Linked DNA regions of Homo sapiens: region 1 is linked to region 2. The links are chromatin loops, found by intact Hi-C in ENCODE. Cell type or tissue: CD4-positive, alpha-beta T cell. All regions are shown on one strand. Links, peaks and the distances in the headings refer to the core of each region. The heading gives the core; the rest is flanking DNA.

The links. Hi-C counts contacts between places; a loop is a spot of excess contacts. Peaks named below come from ENCODE experiments on the same cell type or tissue, not always from the same donor. Only the 100,000 strongest peaks of a DNase experiment are listed, where the experiment ranks them.
Region 1: a loop joins it to region 2, with 2.4 times the contacts of the local background. A loop is called at or near these places in 3 of 110 quality-filtered maps.

What each region holds. Positions count from the first base shown.
Region 1 is chr14:58,641,041-58,649,170 of GRCh38, reverse strand. DACT1 (dishevelled binding antagonist of beta catenin 1) reads right to left here. Exons shown (of 4, transcript NM_001079520.2): 3 at 7,424-7,579; 4 at 850-3,802. The coding sequence ends at 2,037. Among named protein-coding and RNA genes, the nearest start is that of DACT1, 7.1 kb to the right of the region's middle. In CD4-positive, alpha-beta T cell, for the core only: no CTCF peak of the experiment used is centred there; no DNase peak of the experiment used is centred there.
Region 2 is chr14:59,460,318-59,468,447 of GRCh38, reverse strand. It overlaps GPR135 (G protein-coupled receptor 135), which reads left to right and starts at 3,068. Exons shown (of 1, transcript NM_022571.6): 1 at 3,068-7,689. The coding sequence starts at 3,222. The coding sequence ends at 4,706. It also overlaps a transcript of L3HYPDH not described here. RefSeq lists a silencer at 2,998-3,537. In CD4-positive, alpha-beta T cell, for the core only: no CTCF peak of the experiment used is centred there; DNase peaks (open chromatin) are centred at 2,537, 3,037 and 3,467; H3K4me3 peaks cover 1,731 bases.

The DNA.
Region 1 (8,130 bases), core at 2,798-5,297, 820 kb after region 2:
AGAATTGCTTGAACCTGGGAGGTGGAGGTTGCAGTGAGCCAAGATCAAGCCACTGCATTCCAGCCTCCCCGACAGAGTGAGACTCTGTCTCAATAAATAAATAAAAACCTAGCATCTTTTGTTTAATGTGGGGAGACTGTTCTAGACTAAAAAGAAACCTACAACCTACAATCAAATGCAATGCATGACATTGACTGAATCCTGCTTTGTAGGGGAGGTAGGAGGGCACAAAGCTGCTATTAAGAAGTTCTTGAAACACATTGGGAAATTTTCTATATTAATATTTGATATTATGAATTACTACTGATTTTCCTTAAGTGTGATCATGATATTGTGGGTATACAGGGGAATCTCCTTGTTCTTGGGTAATGCATGCTTTTTAAAGATAGAATATCATGATACCTGAAATTTACTTTAAAATATTTTATCAGTGTGGGGTAAGGAGAGGGGAGGATTGCTATTATATGTTTTTGACCTGAAAAATCAGTAATATAGTTAAACCTAATACATACATACAGTTACAGCAAGCATGGCAAAATGTTGGCAACTGTTGAATCTAGGTGGCATATAGTTGTTTATTATATTATCCTTTCAACTTTTCCATGTTTGAGATTTTTTGTAATAAAAAGTTGGGAGAAGGGATTCTTTTCAGAAATATTTTCCTTAGATGACACCTATAAAATTTACCTTAAATTTTAAAGTACCTTAACTAGAAGTTGTCTGCTTTCCTTCATTTGCTTGCTCATCGTCCATTCTAATACTAAAACCTATCTATATTGCAAATGATATTCTTATGCTAGAATAGGTCTAACATAAATCTCACAAATAACACCAATAACCAGCACAAGATTTACAGGTGTAAACATCTGGTTTTATACCCAAATAACAAACTTAACAGCAGTAAAACAAATGGTTTATTACTGCATATGTTATATTAAATTTACACAATGATATATAAAAACACATACTGTTTATATTATATAGTAATTTAACATCAACAGGAGTATCAACACAAGTACTACTCATGCACAAAACATGCATATATTGGTATACAAAAAGCAATTTTACACAATACTGTTTACCAAAAATTTTTTCTTAAAAAACAGCCCTTCCACATAGGATCAAAGGTCCAATCTGGACTGGATTGCACTAATATGTTCAGGTCAACGCTTCGGTGGCATAGCGCTCAGTGAGCAATTCTGGGATTGGAGTCATGCCCAAGGGTTACTTCATTAATAGTGAATGTCTCTGTGCCCAAGGACCAAAATTTTATCCCAAAACTAAATCCTCCAAGGAATGAAAGGTTGGACTGGCTACAAATTAGGGAGGGAAAAGAAGGCATCTAAATGTTGGATAAACGGCCCTAGAAGGGGTTATTAGGAACAGGGCCTAGGCACCAAGTGTGGCAAAAGTTTTTGTGAATCCTTTTAAGGTCCCTATCGAGGCTGCTATCTCTGGATTTAAGGTTTGGCCTCCAAGTCATGAGTCTAGTAACAGTTCTGAGAATAAAACCGAATGGGGATACATCTGAGAAATGTAGACTACATAAAAAAACTATAGAATACAATGACTGCCCCTCATACCTACTTCACACTATTGTATGTGGTGCCCCTCAACAGGAAAACCCTCATGGAGACACTGCCCTGAAGACTCAAGGAACAAATATAAATCCAAAAATTCCATCCACCTGACCTTGGGATCAAAAGATCTTATCCCAATAAAACTTGAACATCAAAACCTGTACCTTGCCGGATGCTCAGAAAGTTTAAAATAAAAAACAGCTGGTGCCACAAAACTCACTATCACCACCATTAAAACCTCAATATGTACTTCTAACTAGCAAAACATTCTTTACCTTCCATTAAAGGCACTAGCATCCATACGTGAAGATGAAACAATAATTTACCTTGGTTTTATATTTTTTTAAAAAGCATTCCATTAAAGTATTATACAAAAATGAAAACACCACCTTTTTAATTTTGGCAACTAGGGAGAAGAAAAAAAAACACACAAACTTTCTACACCAATGATGTCACTCAAACCGTCGTCATCAGTTTCAAAGAGCCAGACCGAAAGCGGAGGATCTTCTTCTTGAGGTTATGTGAGGCCTTAATTTTGACAAAGGTTTTTGCGGGGTGGTTGTGAAGGTCTGGGGCCGTTACCGTTTGAATGGGCAGAGTCTGGACAAACTGGGACCAAATTAAGCCCCCGCTTTCTTCAGAGTCGCTGGTGGTTGTGCTCTCCCCCACGAACTCGCCCTCGCTCACACTCGACTCGCTGTCCCCGAAGCAGTTGGTGGTGTAATTGCTCTGCTCGTCCTCACTGGTGTCCACCACGGTGGAGTGGAACAGGGACTCGCACTCGGCCGAGTACTCGGAGTCGCTAGCCACGTAGGCGTAGGGGCTGGCGTAGGGCAGAGGCACAGGCGCGGGGTACAGCCCCACATTCTCCCGGCGACCGCGCCGGGCCCTCCTCAGGGCCTCTTCGTAGGAAATCTCGGCCGAGGACTTCCACCGCCGGTAGTCAGTTCGCTTGTGCTTAGGTTTGGCCACCACCGCCTCCCGTCCGTGGCCATGCGCCCTGCTCCCCGCCCTGTGGCCCCCGCCCGCGGGCCTGCCGGGAACACCAGCCTCGGGCCCGCCCCCACTCTTCCTCCCCTTGGAGGAGGCTTTCTTGAGTTTCTTATTTGTATCCAAGTCATCTGGGAAGCGACACTTCTTGCTCCCGGCCCGCGTTTTCTCCCTGACGGTGGGCAAGCCGTTCTCCAGCCCCTGGAGGGCTGGGCCGCGGTGCTTCAGGCTGGAGTTCTTCACGACGCCCATGTTCCTGTGGCCCCGGTGGAGCCTGACACTGGGCTGCTGCCCCGGGATAAACTGGGCCTTGACCAGGTGCGCTTCCTCCAGGCTTTGGGAAGAGCCCTCGCTCTTGAAATCCAAGGCAGGCCTCTCTTCCACGGGGAAAGCTGTAGACAGCAGGGGAGGAGTGGCCGGGGGGACGCCCTGCAGGCTGTTTTTCTGTGACATCTTTTTCAGGGGCTGTACAACTTTGTTCTCCTGCGGCGGGGCAGGGCCTCTGCTAGGACTCTCTTTTGGAGAGGCCCCTGAGAGCTGAGCGCTTTCCTTAGGGGACTCCCCTGTCCCAATGGCGGAACACCGAGCATGTTCTTGCGAGGCTGGCTTGGCCGTTTTTGGCAGGTGCTTACTCTGAAGGTCGGAGGCAGCGCCTGAGGGGCAGCCCTCTGGCAGGGGCACCCTCTTGCTTTCGGCTTGTTCGGCCTTTGATTCTTTCGACCACTGCTTCGGTGGGGAGAATGTCCCATTGTTCAGAGAAGGTATCCCGCCAGAGGGCAGACACGCCTGTTTCGAATTCTTAAGGTTCACACTGTTGCCCTGTGAGACACCGCCCGGGGCTCTGACACAAACGCTCCCGTTCCTCAGAAGCCCTTTCGTGGGGTCAGCGTTCACGCTGGTTCTTGGTTTGTTGGTCCTTACAGGGTGTGTTTTTTTCTGGACCAGGCTCAGAATGTAGCCATCCATTTTCTTGCTGGATGAAGGATGGGAAGCAGACCACAGACTGCTTGGGGACGGTAAGGAACTGTCTGTTTTGACGGCATCTAGCTCAGATCCACCGCAAATGTCACTGGCATGGTTTCCAAGCCTGTCCTCTTCCCTCAGAGGGTTGCCCGTCAGACAAAGGAGAAACATTGGGCTCTGCACAGCCACAGCATGAAGTGGACTGGGATAGCGATATACATCATTCCCGTTTTTAGACACCAGATCACACTGGTACTTGGGATTCACATCTGCAATGACATCAAGGGAATTAAATTGTGGTGTGGAGAGGGAACGGCAAACTGCCCCTGAGGCCTGGTCTTCACAGTGGCCTTCTTTATATTCCAACAATCCTATGAGATCTGAAAAACAGTTAAAGGTACACTCTGAAGAAATGAATTGGTCAGCACCAGCTTGACTCTTTGGCCAATTTTTATGAAAAATCCATGGGTAAAAAGAGATTGCCAAGGATTAAAAAGTGCTGCCCTACCATTTCACATGTAGGTACTGCTACTGGATGAGGGGGAAATATTTAACAAAAATTTTTGACAGCATATGATATATCCTCTGAAGGAAAAAAATTCAGCCATTAAGAGTGTTTTCAAACTACTGCATAATAGAGGGAAAACACTTTAAAGTTTAGTGAAAATCATGATATAATACTAGAATATGATTATAATCTTATTAGGATCACATGTATGCAAAGAAAAAACATCTGAGATGAAGCACACCAAGATTCTAGTAGTAGTATTTCAGAATGATCAGAAGTAAGTGATATTTACTTTCTTCTTTATTTTCTGTTAAACTGTCTGTACTGCGTTTACAACTGGGAAACATTTTTTGAATCACTGTTTCTCTAGGCTGCTCTCCCCTCTGTTCTATTCCTGGCTTTCTTTAGGATAAACTGTACGTTCAGTAGGCTTTCTCCTCATTTTGTGTTTTTTTAAACCTAATTCTTAATGACATCCATTCAAATATAACTGTCAATTGAAAGGTGATGGAAACTGATCAAACTTCAGTAAAAACTGATCAGATTTAAATAATAATCGCCTTATGTTTTCAATAGTGATGCTAAAAAAATAAAACAGGGGCCAGGTATGATGGCTCACGCCTGCAATCCTAACACCAAAAGGCTGAGGCCAGAGGATCGCTTAGGCCCAGGAGTTCGAGACCAGCCTGGGCAACAGTGAGACTCCATCTCTCTACAACAAAATTTTTAATTTAAAAAAACTTTTTTAATATGATAAAGAATTCTTGATAAGATTTTAAAAGATTGAGTGGTAGTATTAATGGATAAATTTCCCACTTGTCAAAAATGTTTTTTTAATAGGATAAAGAATTCTTGGTAATATTTTAAAAGATCATGTGGTAATATTAATGGATAAATTTCCCATATCTTGAAAATGTAGATGCCAAAGTACAGCAAAATCAAGCTTGCTGTCTTAAAGGATTTTGATCTCTTAAGTTGGTGAATATTATAAATAACAAATCCATTTAATGACCTTCAGTTATCAGAGAAAATTAAAGTTGAGTTTATCAGTAATAATTTGTCCTCCATTGTATTTATTCATTCAAATACTGAGAACCTATATGTGCCTGATTCTATGTTGAGAAAGCTCCATAAACTTCAATGATAATTAGCGGTCTCAGGGAAAAAATAGTCTAGACCCAGAGATGATATGTAAAGAAAACATAATAAAACAAAAGTGCCATGTCCCCACCCACATGACCCCCCCCAATAAAGAGCTTGTTCTAAAAGGAAACCTCTCTAGCTAACATCCTTCCCCATCCTTCCTCTCCCAGCAACGTAAGCCCTATCTTTGCCTTACTTAAAGCCACACTGACAAACACTTCACTATTCATCCCTTTTCCCTCTTTAGAGTTGAACAAAACAGATATCCTAGCCCCCAAGGCCTGGTGCAACTGTCTCAATTATGTGAGGAAGTGGCATTTGGAAGAGCACGGGTCTGTCTTGAAGGAAAACCTAAACCAAAGTGCCTTTAATGGGTTTATAAAGTTTCCCTCTGAAACCAGATCTGTGGAATGAAGGGGAGCAATTACCAATGAACTTGAGGCCCAGACCCTCTAGATAACACAGTTCTGTGCTTCCTCAAATGATTGCTGCTGACAACACACAGATATGAAGACACCAGCCAATTAGCTCCCTCAGCTGCTCAGTGTTGTTTGCCTTGCCTGGACTCAAAAATTCAGGCTTATACCCAAGTGGAGAACACAGACAAACCAGGAGTGTGATGACTTGTGCCCAGGACCCAGAGCAATTCTAATCTTCATATTTTCTCTACTCTTATAAGAATTCACAATGTAACAGGACTAAGGAAGGAGTCTTGAGTTCCAGCAGCAACCCTGCCATTCAGCAGATGGAGAACCTCTGACAATTAGCTTATAAGCCAAAATTCCTCTTCTGTTAGATGAGAAGGTTGAAAACAACAATTTCTGAATTCCCTTGGGATGATGAAAAACGTGGACCTGGCAGTTAGGCCTGAGCTTAACTTCTGCCTCTGCCACTCACCATCTATAGAGCCTTAAATAACATATGTAACCTTACTAGGACTCATTTTTTTAATACATAAAATGGAGCTAACAAGACCTGTACTGTGCACGACTATTGGGAGGATTCATTGGAGATAAATACATACAGAGCATCCAGTAGTGTGTGACACATACTGGAAATGCAGAAACTCTTCTAGTACAATAGCATGATTCCTTCTGGGGGTCATTGCAAAGATATCCCAAAATAAGGAATAATGGCATGTGGGCACCCACTTAAAAGAAAAAACAAGCTGCCATCATGCAGAACATTCTGGAGAACATGAAAGGGCCATTGCTCCCTGAAGTGCCAACCAGTTCTTGGCCAGGCTGATGGACATATTTAACTTAATGTGAGTGTTAGACTGATTGATTGATTGAGATGGAGCCTCACTCTGTTGCCCAGGCTGGAGTGCAGTGGCACAATCTCGGCTCACTGCAACCTCCGCCTCTGGGGTTCAAGTGATTCTATTGCCTCAGCCTCTCAAGTAGCTGGGATTACAGGCACATGCTGCCACACCCGGCCGATTTTTGTGTTTTTAGTAGAGACAGGGTTTCATCATGTTGCCCAGGCTGGTCTTTTGTTTTTTGTTTTTTTTTTCTCTCTGCCGCCCAGGCTGGAGTACAGTGGTCCAATCTCGGCTCACTATGACCTCTACCTCCTGGGTTCAAGCAATTCTCCCTCAGCCTCCCGAGTAGCTGGGACTATAGGCATGTGCCACCATGCCCGGCTAATTTTTGTATTTTTAGTAGAGATGGGGTTTCACCATGTTGGCCAGGCTGGTCTTGAACTCCTGACCTCAAGTGATCCACCCACCTTGGCCTCCCAAAGTGCTAGGATTATAGTCATGAGCCACTGCACCGGGCCAACCCAGGCTGGTCTTGAACTCCTGACCTCAGGTGATCCAGCTGCCTAAGCCTCCCAAAGTGCTGGGATTACAGGTGTGAGCCACTGCACCTGGCTGAGTTTTAGCTTTACATAATTAAAAGAAGAAAACAGTTCCAAAATGAAAGAAAATACAGACAACCTAACAGCAAAGGCTCAGAAACAGAGCTCAAGACCTACAATATTGGGACAGGATTTCTAGAGATAAAGTGTCTTGCTGCTATCAAAATATATAACCAAGTAGCACCCAAAGGGTACTGGAATAGTTCTAGATACTCACCTAGATGAAACTGAGTTCTAGATGTAAGTATGGCACTAAATGCCGCAAAGTGATGAACCTTCATTTTTCCACCAGTGAAAGGTGCTGGAGCCAAATAACCTTTTAAGGGCCCTTGATGCCTTCCAATTAAAAATTTCTATCAGTGCTAAAAATTCTTACCTGCAGATTTGGGGCAACCATCTGAGAGACTCAAGGTCGCCTCCAAGGGGCTGCAAAAGCAGGTGCTGGAATGACAACTGGATAAACACTCACTGAACACCGAGTTAGAGGAATTGGAAAGGGATCCTGAAGCCCCATCACTCAGCTCATAAAACCCTACAAATAAAAACACCGTTGGAATTAACATCATGTCAAGAAATAATGCATATTCACGCTTAACAGGAAAATGAATAATCATTTAGGAAAAGGAGATTTTTTGTTTGTTTTTTGGCCAATTTTGATTCATTGGACTTTGGTGTCCTAATCTTATGGTCTTATTTCAAACAATCCTTAGGAAAAGGCAAAGAGCCCATAACTAGGGGTACATTTCAGAGTTACCCTCACCCTCAAATTGACCTTATTCCTTGACCCCGCCTTTGAACATGTCCAAGGAAAGAAACTTAGATCTGTCAAGCCTCATCTTTATCATGATTGTTTCAGAACAATAATAAGAGAAAAATCTAAGGAGCCCAAATGGTTTAAAAGAAAAAAAAAAAAAACTTTTGAAGTGGTCTCAGGAAGTTGAAGTGTGACTAATTTTCTAGCCCAGTTCTGACTTACTCAAGTTTCAAAGGAGGGCACCTCTTGCAGAAATTTGAATAGCTTTTATTTTTAAACTTGGGGGACTCCAATCACATTGATCTCATTACTAAAAATTTTGTTGTCTG
Region 2 (8,130 bases), core at 2,530-5,029:
GCTTTCCAGGCAGAGGGGATAGCAAGTGCAAACACCCTAAGATGGAAGGTTTAAGGAAGTCATAAAAGCCAAGTGTGGCAGGAACACAGAAAAAAGAAGGAAAGTGGTACCGAATGAGACTAGAGAGGAAGCAGGGTCAAATCATGCAGTGCCTTGTAGGAAATATTAAGGATTGGGGTCCTTATTCTAAAATAAATGGGGAAAGCCAATAGGATTTTTTTTAAAAGAGACATGGTCTCACTATGTTGCCCAGGCTGGCCTGTAACTACTGGGCTCATACGATCCTCCCTCCTCAGCTTCCTAAGTACCTGGGACTACAGGCACATGCCACTACACTGGCCTAATTAGAAGAGTTTAAATAAGTAAGTGGCATGAAGAATTTTTTTAAGAGCATTATGCCTAGCTGCCTACAATGTAGGAACTGGATGTGGGAAGACCGGTTAGGACAACAGTGACAACAGTAGTCCAAAGAGAGGATGAGAGCCAAGATTCAGGATGGAGGAGATGAATGGATGCAAAGATAGTCCGCAACTAAAATCCATAGGTCTTGGTTGATGAATTGGATGTGGACTGGTGGTAAGGAGGAGGGATTCATCAAGGAAAACTCTTAAGTTTTTGGCTTAAAAGCTAGAAGGATGGTTCTACCATATTCTGAGATACAGAGTATTGAAGACCAAGTTTTACCGGGGAAGTAGGAAGAAGATCATGCACCCATTTGATGTGCCACTGGCACATCAAGGAGAGAGATGCCAAGTAGCAGGACATGTAGGTTGGGGCCACAGACATAATTTGAGTAATGAATATATAGATTATCTTTGAAGTCCTGGATGTGAGTGAGATGGGGCCGAGGGGGGAGTCCAGAGGAGCTGAGAACAGGGCTTTGATGAACTCCAGCATGTAAAGGCAGGTGGAAGAGGATGAACTGGCAGAGGAGAGGACACTGAGAAAGATGAGGAAGGAAGGAAGCAGAAGAGTGCAGTCCTTCTGGTCCTTCTGAACCATGCACTTGCTCACGGCCCTCCCTTATGCTATTAGCCCCTCCTCCCCTGATGAAGTTCAGTCTCCAGAGCATGGCCTACAAGGCCCATCATAAGGTAGCCCCAATAAACTTTGATCATTTATTTCCTTCTTCACTCCCCATCTCCAATATCCTAGAATTCAGACACTGCTCACTTCAACACTAACCTCCAGACTTTGCACATTCATCAAATGTTCTTTCCCTTTCTTCTTTTTTTAAAAAGTCTAATGTCACCTCTTGTACAAAGTCTTTGTCAGGAAGACAAATAATTTCACTCACATATTTTTAAGACAATATTTAGCACACTGTAATATACTGTGTTGGCCGGTGGCTTAAGCTTATTTGGGCTGGGTTTCCTATCTTATATGTTGTTTCCTAAAACTAAGCACAATCTGAGAAGATTGTGTTTGCCAAATAAATTAATGTATGATAATTATATTTTTGCTTTGATTGACAAAATTAAGACAAAATCAGTCTAGATTAAGCTGGCATTGACTGCTCCCAAGAGGATATTTGGCAATATCTGAAGACAGTTTTAGTTGTCACAGCTGGGAGAGGTGCTACTGGCATCTCGTAGGTAGGAACTAGGGATGCTGCTGAACATCATACAATGTATAGATGGCCCCTGCAATAAAGAATTATCTGGCCCAAAAGTCCATGACGCTTAGGCTGACAAACCCAGTTTTGGTTTGCCACCTTAAACGTTCTTCTATTTATACTGTAAATTTCCTGTAGGATATTTTTTCTGAATGAAATAAGCACTCCAATACTAATACCATTGATTCTAAGATCTACAAATATACTAGTCATTCTTTAGAGCAGTGTTTCTCAAATTTGTGCATCAGAATCACTGGGAGGGCTTGTTAAAACATAGGTGCCTGGGCCCCACCACAGGAGTTTCAGTAGATCAGGGGTATCCTATGCACTGTAGGCCTGATAATTTGTATTTCTCAAGGTTTCCAGGGGATGTTGATGCTGCTGGTCCAATGTCCATACTCTGTGAACCACTGCTTTAGCGAAGAGCCCAGGGTTAGTTAACCTGAGGGTTTATCACACTTTTCCCCATTAGAGGCCATGCCCAGAAACTTGAGATGCAACTTCCCTGGGTAGCCCTGCCTTTCTTTTCCCCGTATCTCCCAGCCAGGTACCTGGAGCTGCATCTGTGGTGATTGCCAGGCTGGCAGCACCTTAGACTCAAAACATACCCCATTCCTGAGAACAGATGAAGGCTGCTAGCAGGGCAAGGCACCAATCCCTCTCCCCCCATTTATCAGCCAGTAGGGGCCTGAGGTCCAGGCCCTTGGAAATGAAGTAACATCTAAAGGAACTATCCTAGCTCCTCAGAGCACCTGTATCAGAATCACCTACGGGGTTTAGAGTCATGGGCCCATCCTTAGTAATTCTGTCAGCCTGGGAATCTGCATTTTATGAAACTCTTGACATCAGTGCTTCTGTAAGTGTGGTCCTGGGACCAGCATCATCATCACCACCCGCGAACCCGTTAGAGATACAAATTCTTGGGTACTTCCCCAGACATATTCGAAACGCTGGGGTTCAGACCTCGTCACTTGTATTTTAACACGCCCTCTATGTGAATTCTGTTAGCTCAAGTTTGAGAATTACTGGTTTAAATTAGTCTGCTTCTCAAGTTTAAGATGTCTGGATGTAGACTTCTGGATTTTTCTTTCACTTCACTTTCTAGATTCCTTTCCTACCTGTATATACCAAAAGCACCCACAGGAAGCAGAGTGCCCCCCCCACCACTCCCCAAAAGGCCTGCCTGTAGAACATTTGTACCCTACAAAAGAGAGCAAGAGTGAACTTTCGTTGAATCTGGTCATTTGTTTGCATGCCAGTCGGCACTTTATCTGGCCGGACATTGGTCCCTCAGGAGGTCGACCTGGCACTCTCGGAAACCCGAACACCCGGGCCGGTAACCTCCGGAGTGGCGGTGTCGCGGGTCGGCTTTGCAGCGGGTACTGGGCTGCCGTCCCGCCCCGCGCTCCTGCGTAAACACGCGGTTCCCTCGGCAACGCTGGAACCCACGTCAAAGGCTCCGCCAGGTCCCCAGCGACCGCCACCCCTCCGGCCGAGCCCAGCTCCCCGCGGCGGCCGCTAGCCCCCGGCCCCGAGCCACCACTCCGACCTAGCGGCCGCCGCCCCCGGTGCGGGATGAGGAGATCCGCGGCCGCCACTGGGCCCCATGGAGGAGCCGCAGCCGCCCCGCCCACCAGCGAGCATGGCCTTACTGGGCAGCCAGCACTCCGGCGCCCCCTCCGCGGCCGGCCCACCTGGCGGGACTTCCTCCGCGGCCACGGCGGCCGTGCTCTCCTTCAGCACCGTGGCGACCGCGGCGCTGGGGAACCTGAGCGACGCAAGCGGAGGCGGCACAGCTGCCGCTCCCGGTGGCGGCGGCCTTGGCGGGTCCGGGGCAGCGCGGGAGGCGGGGGCGGCGGTGAGGCGGCCGCTAGGCCCGGAGGCGGCGCCGCTGCTGTCGCACGGAGCTGCAGTGGCGGCCCAGGCGCTCGTCCTCCTGCTCATCTTCCTGCTGTCTAGCCTTGGCAACTGCGCGGTGATGGGGGTGATTGTGAAGCACCGGCAGCTCCGCACCGTCACCAACGCCTTCATCCTGTCGCTGTCCCTATCGGATCTGCTCACGGCGCTGCTCTGCCTGCCCGCCGCCTTCCTGGACCTCTTCACTCCGCCCGGGGGTTCGGCGCCTGCCGCCGCCGCGGGGCCCTGGCGCGGCTTCTGCGCCGCCAGCCGCTTCTTCAGCTCGTGCTTCGGCATCGTGTCCACGCTCAGCGTGGCGCTCATCTCGTTGGACCGTTACTGCGCTATCGTGCGGCCGCCGCGGGAGAAGATCGGCCGCCGCCGCGCGCTGCAGCTGCTGGCGGGCGCCTGGCTGACGGCCCTGGGCTTCTCCTTGCCCTGGGAGCTGCTCGGGGCGCCCCGGGAACTCGCGGCGGCGCAGAGCTTCCACGGCTGCCTCTACCGGACCTCCCCGGACCCCGCGCAGCTGGGCGCGGCCTTCAGCGTGGGGCTGGTGGTGGCCTGCTACCTGCTGCCCTTCCTGCTCATGTGCTTCTGCCACTACCACATCTGCAAGACGGTGCGCCTGTCGGACGTGCGCGTGCGGCCGGTGAACACCTACGCGCGCGTGCTGCGCTTCTTCAGCGAGGTGCGCACGGCCACCACCGTCCTCATCATGATCGTCTTCGTCATCTGCTGCTGGGGGCCCTACTGCTTCCTGGTGCTGCTGGCCGCCGCCCGGCAGGCCCAGACCATGCAGGCCCCCTCGCTCCTCAGCGTGGTGGCCGTCTGGCTGACCTGGGCCAATGGGGCCATCAACCCTGTCATCTACGCCATCCGCAATCCCAACATTTCGATGCTCCTAGGGCGCAACCGCGAGGAGGGCTACCGGACTAGGAATGTGGACGCTTTCCTGCCCAGCCAGGGCCCGGGTCTGCAAGCCAGAAGCCGCAGTCGCCTTCGAAACCGCTATGCCAACCGGCTGGGGGCCTGCAACAGGATGTCCTCTTCCAACCCGGCCAGCGGAGTGGCAGGGGACGTGGCCATGTGGGCCCGCAAAAATCCAGTTGTACTTTTCTGCCGAGAGGGACCACCAGAGCCGGTGACGGCAGTGACCAAACAGCCTAAATCCGAAGCTGGGGATACCAGCCTCTAAGACGGTTGGAATGGCCAGCTTATGAAGGCAAATTTCCACTCGCATTATTTAATGATGGAAGATTCTGGGGGAGAGTTGTGGATTTCATAAAGCCAAACATTTAAAGCTAGAGACGGGGGAGGCTTACCACTTTCCCCAAACAACATAAAAGACAATGTCCCTTCTTCAAAAGTGCCAAAAGGAATGTAAAATGCAAAAATTAAAACAATCTTAAACCACATAACCAAGCATTGTGAACTGTAAGTGCCAAAAATGACAAAAATAACATTCACTATAACTGAAAAGCTCATATTATAGGACCACACTGTGAAACAAACAAAACATTGAATGCAACCAGTATTGTTCAACTACACAGAATTTCAGGAATGAATGGAGACCTTCAGAGCTGCTTGAAAGCCCCTCTAAATCGCTACCATCCAACAAAACTTTAGCTTCTAGAGCTTGCACCTCTGACATGCTTTGGGTGCTTAGATTGCAAGTGGAAAAGTCTTATCCTTACACACATTGGTGCACCTCCTCACCCCACCCCCTAATAACCTTTGTGGAAAATTTTTAATTCATAACCCATTTAAAATCATTTTAGGATTTTGAAAAGCTGGTTATTATTAGATAAAATTCAACCATCTGAAGGACAAATAGAAGTATGAACATAAAGAAATGTGTCTTTTAAATGTTTTCCAAGATTATATGTAAAAATTAACATTCCTTCCACCCGCGTCATACCTCCAAAATGATCTTCCTTGGAAAACTTTGAAGTTTTATCCTTACTCTAACCTGTTACTTTTATTTCTGATAAATTTTGGAATGCTGCTCTCAGAATGCTTTCACATTTAAAAAAATATTTTCATTGTAGAAAATTTTTGTCTTTTGAGGTAAATTTGATTTTTGGATATAGCCAAAAATGTAATTTGAAGTCAAGTTGATTGAATAAGGTGAGTGATGCCACTTTATTTAAATTTTTATTATTTTTTAAAATGAGACCTCTATAAAACAACAAGGTTGGGTTTCCTACGTGGCTTTTAGCTAACTGAAAACGATTCCAAAGAGAAATTCTAAAACTATTTTGAGAAGCAGCCTCTTGGAATTAGCGTAGACTTTTCCAAATAGATCATACCCTCCTACATTTAGAAATTTGGTATATTTTGTATTTTTTAAAATAGCTGATGGTTGCTTTATAGCTATGACTTGTCGAAGATAATGTATTTATTAAAGGGAGAATAGGTGTGGGACTATATGTAACGGTATTAAAACACAGGCATAAAGTTGGAGAAGAACTTCAAGCAAACTGAAAATATCTTTAGAAATATGCAAATCAAAGATGCTTTTTAAATTTCTATCTTAGCAGAAAAGATGGTTTTACAATAATTCAAAAGCGTATGTGAACTTTCTAATGTTAAATACGACTATACACAGAATCATTTACTCAGAATTTTTTTAAATATTATTTTTCCCTTTCTTTTCCTCCATCCTGCCCCTTTTCTTCAGTATTTCATAGCCTTAATTGAACAAGTTATTTACAGTAGATATGAAAAGACATTAGCTGTCGTATGAAGATTTCAATGTGAAATAGCCAGCATTTTCTTCCTGTAAAGTATTTAAATATGTTTTTAAGTATTTCTTTGTTTGACAGGTGGGTACATGTCATTATTTTGTAATCAAAGGTGGAAATATATGAGTCATGTCAGAGCTAAAGATGTTTTAATTTTTTCTGCTTCTCAGGGTATCATCACAAATCAGAAGTTTGTAAATTGTATATATTTTGCTACACTCAATGTAGTACAAAGTAGATGAGATAATCCCTCCCCTCTAGCCCTTATTTTATAAAGCATATACAGACTTCATGCAGCTGGACTAACAAAAACAGGTGTCTGCGGTATTTGCCTGTTAAAGGCAAAAAATTGTGTATTTTTTGGCACCGAGTCACTTTTGGGATTTAGAGAGAAATGATAAAGTCTTCAATTATAAAAGACATCATAGAATAGAAGTACAGTTGTGAATAAAGGGCAGAGGGTTAGAGATCTTAGAGTAAGGAGGTGAGCGTGTTGCAAAATAGTGTGTTGCCTGAGAAGAAGAATTGAAGGAAGGCATTGAAAAATAAATGTGATATAGAATAAACCTACCTGGTGAGTGAAGGGAAAATCTGAGAGATTGGAAGTGACAAGGTGATGGCATGAAGGACTTTAAGGAAGAAAAGGAATTCCAGCCCTACCTTTTCGGTGGCAGGAAGTTTTAGGAAAGGCATGGCTTGTGAAAGAGGCCATTCTGTTAGTGGCTCCGAGAGTCATGGTAGGCAAGAATTGGAGGGGAAAAAGAGAAAATTGTTCATAAATTACTGAACAATTTACAATGCTCTAAATTGTTTGTTTTTAATCCAAGGCTATCCAACTATTTAGTGGTAGAACTAGGATTTGAACTGCAGTCTGTTTGGCCTCAGAACTCCATGTTTGTTTCTCTCTATCCCCACAGAAGTCTACAGGTAAGGAAATCAATCATGATCAATTATGGTACTGTCATCATTATCATCATCGTGATCATCATCTACCATTTTTGTTTCCTACTTTATATAAGGGCAACTTCCTGGGAGCTAAGGCTACTAAAAGGTAGAAGCCACAGTACTCATCTGCAGAGGGCTTACAGCCTCAGCAAGGACCTTGTGGCTTTGTAACAACAATCAGCCATAACAAGTTTACTTGTGGAAAAGAAAAGGTGTAGCACTTTCAGAAGAGGCTATCAAAGAAAAGAGATGAACTTGGAAGCAAGAGATACGCAGGTATAAGTCAGCCACCCATTTGACCCAGTGTAAATACTTAGACAATCAATACCTCAAAAGGTGAAGAAAGAATGATTCTCAAAATAATCTAAGACTTCGACCTTTCGTTGTGCTTACTATGAGTATGCAATTATAGTGACTTCATGGGAAAACGAGAAAGAAAAGCTATGAAATATTGGAATGGATTAAATATTGAGTACTATGTAAAGGCCAGAATGTAATCCTTCATGTTTTATTCTGCTCCCAGTTTGGGTATTTCATTTGGGTGGAAATAATAACAGCAACAAGTAATACTCTGTATAGTAGGTGCATTAGCTCATTTAATCCTCAGAGCAATCTTATTAAGGCATACTGTATTATCACTCTCCCCATTTTACAGATGAGAAAACCAAGGCACAGAGGTGTTATGTGATCACACAGCTAGTAAGTGCTAAACATGAGATTTGCACCTGGCAGATTGGTGCCAGAAGTCGTCTCTTAACTGCTATTCTGTACTGCCTCTGTCTTTTGAAAAAGACAATGAGAACCCTGGAAAAGTGACAAGGAAGATAAAGACAACTATCAAAGGAATGGGAAAACAGCATAACATTTAAAAGAAAAGATTTTTGTTTCTAATTTGGAAAACAACTATATATATGTGTTTCTAAAAAGCAT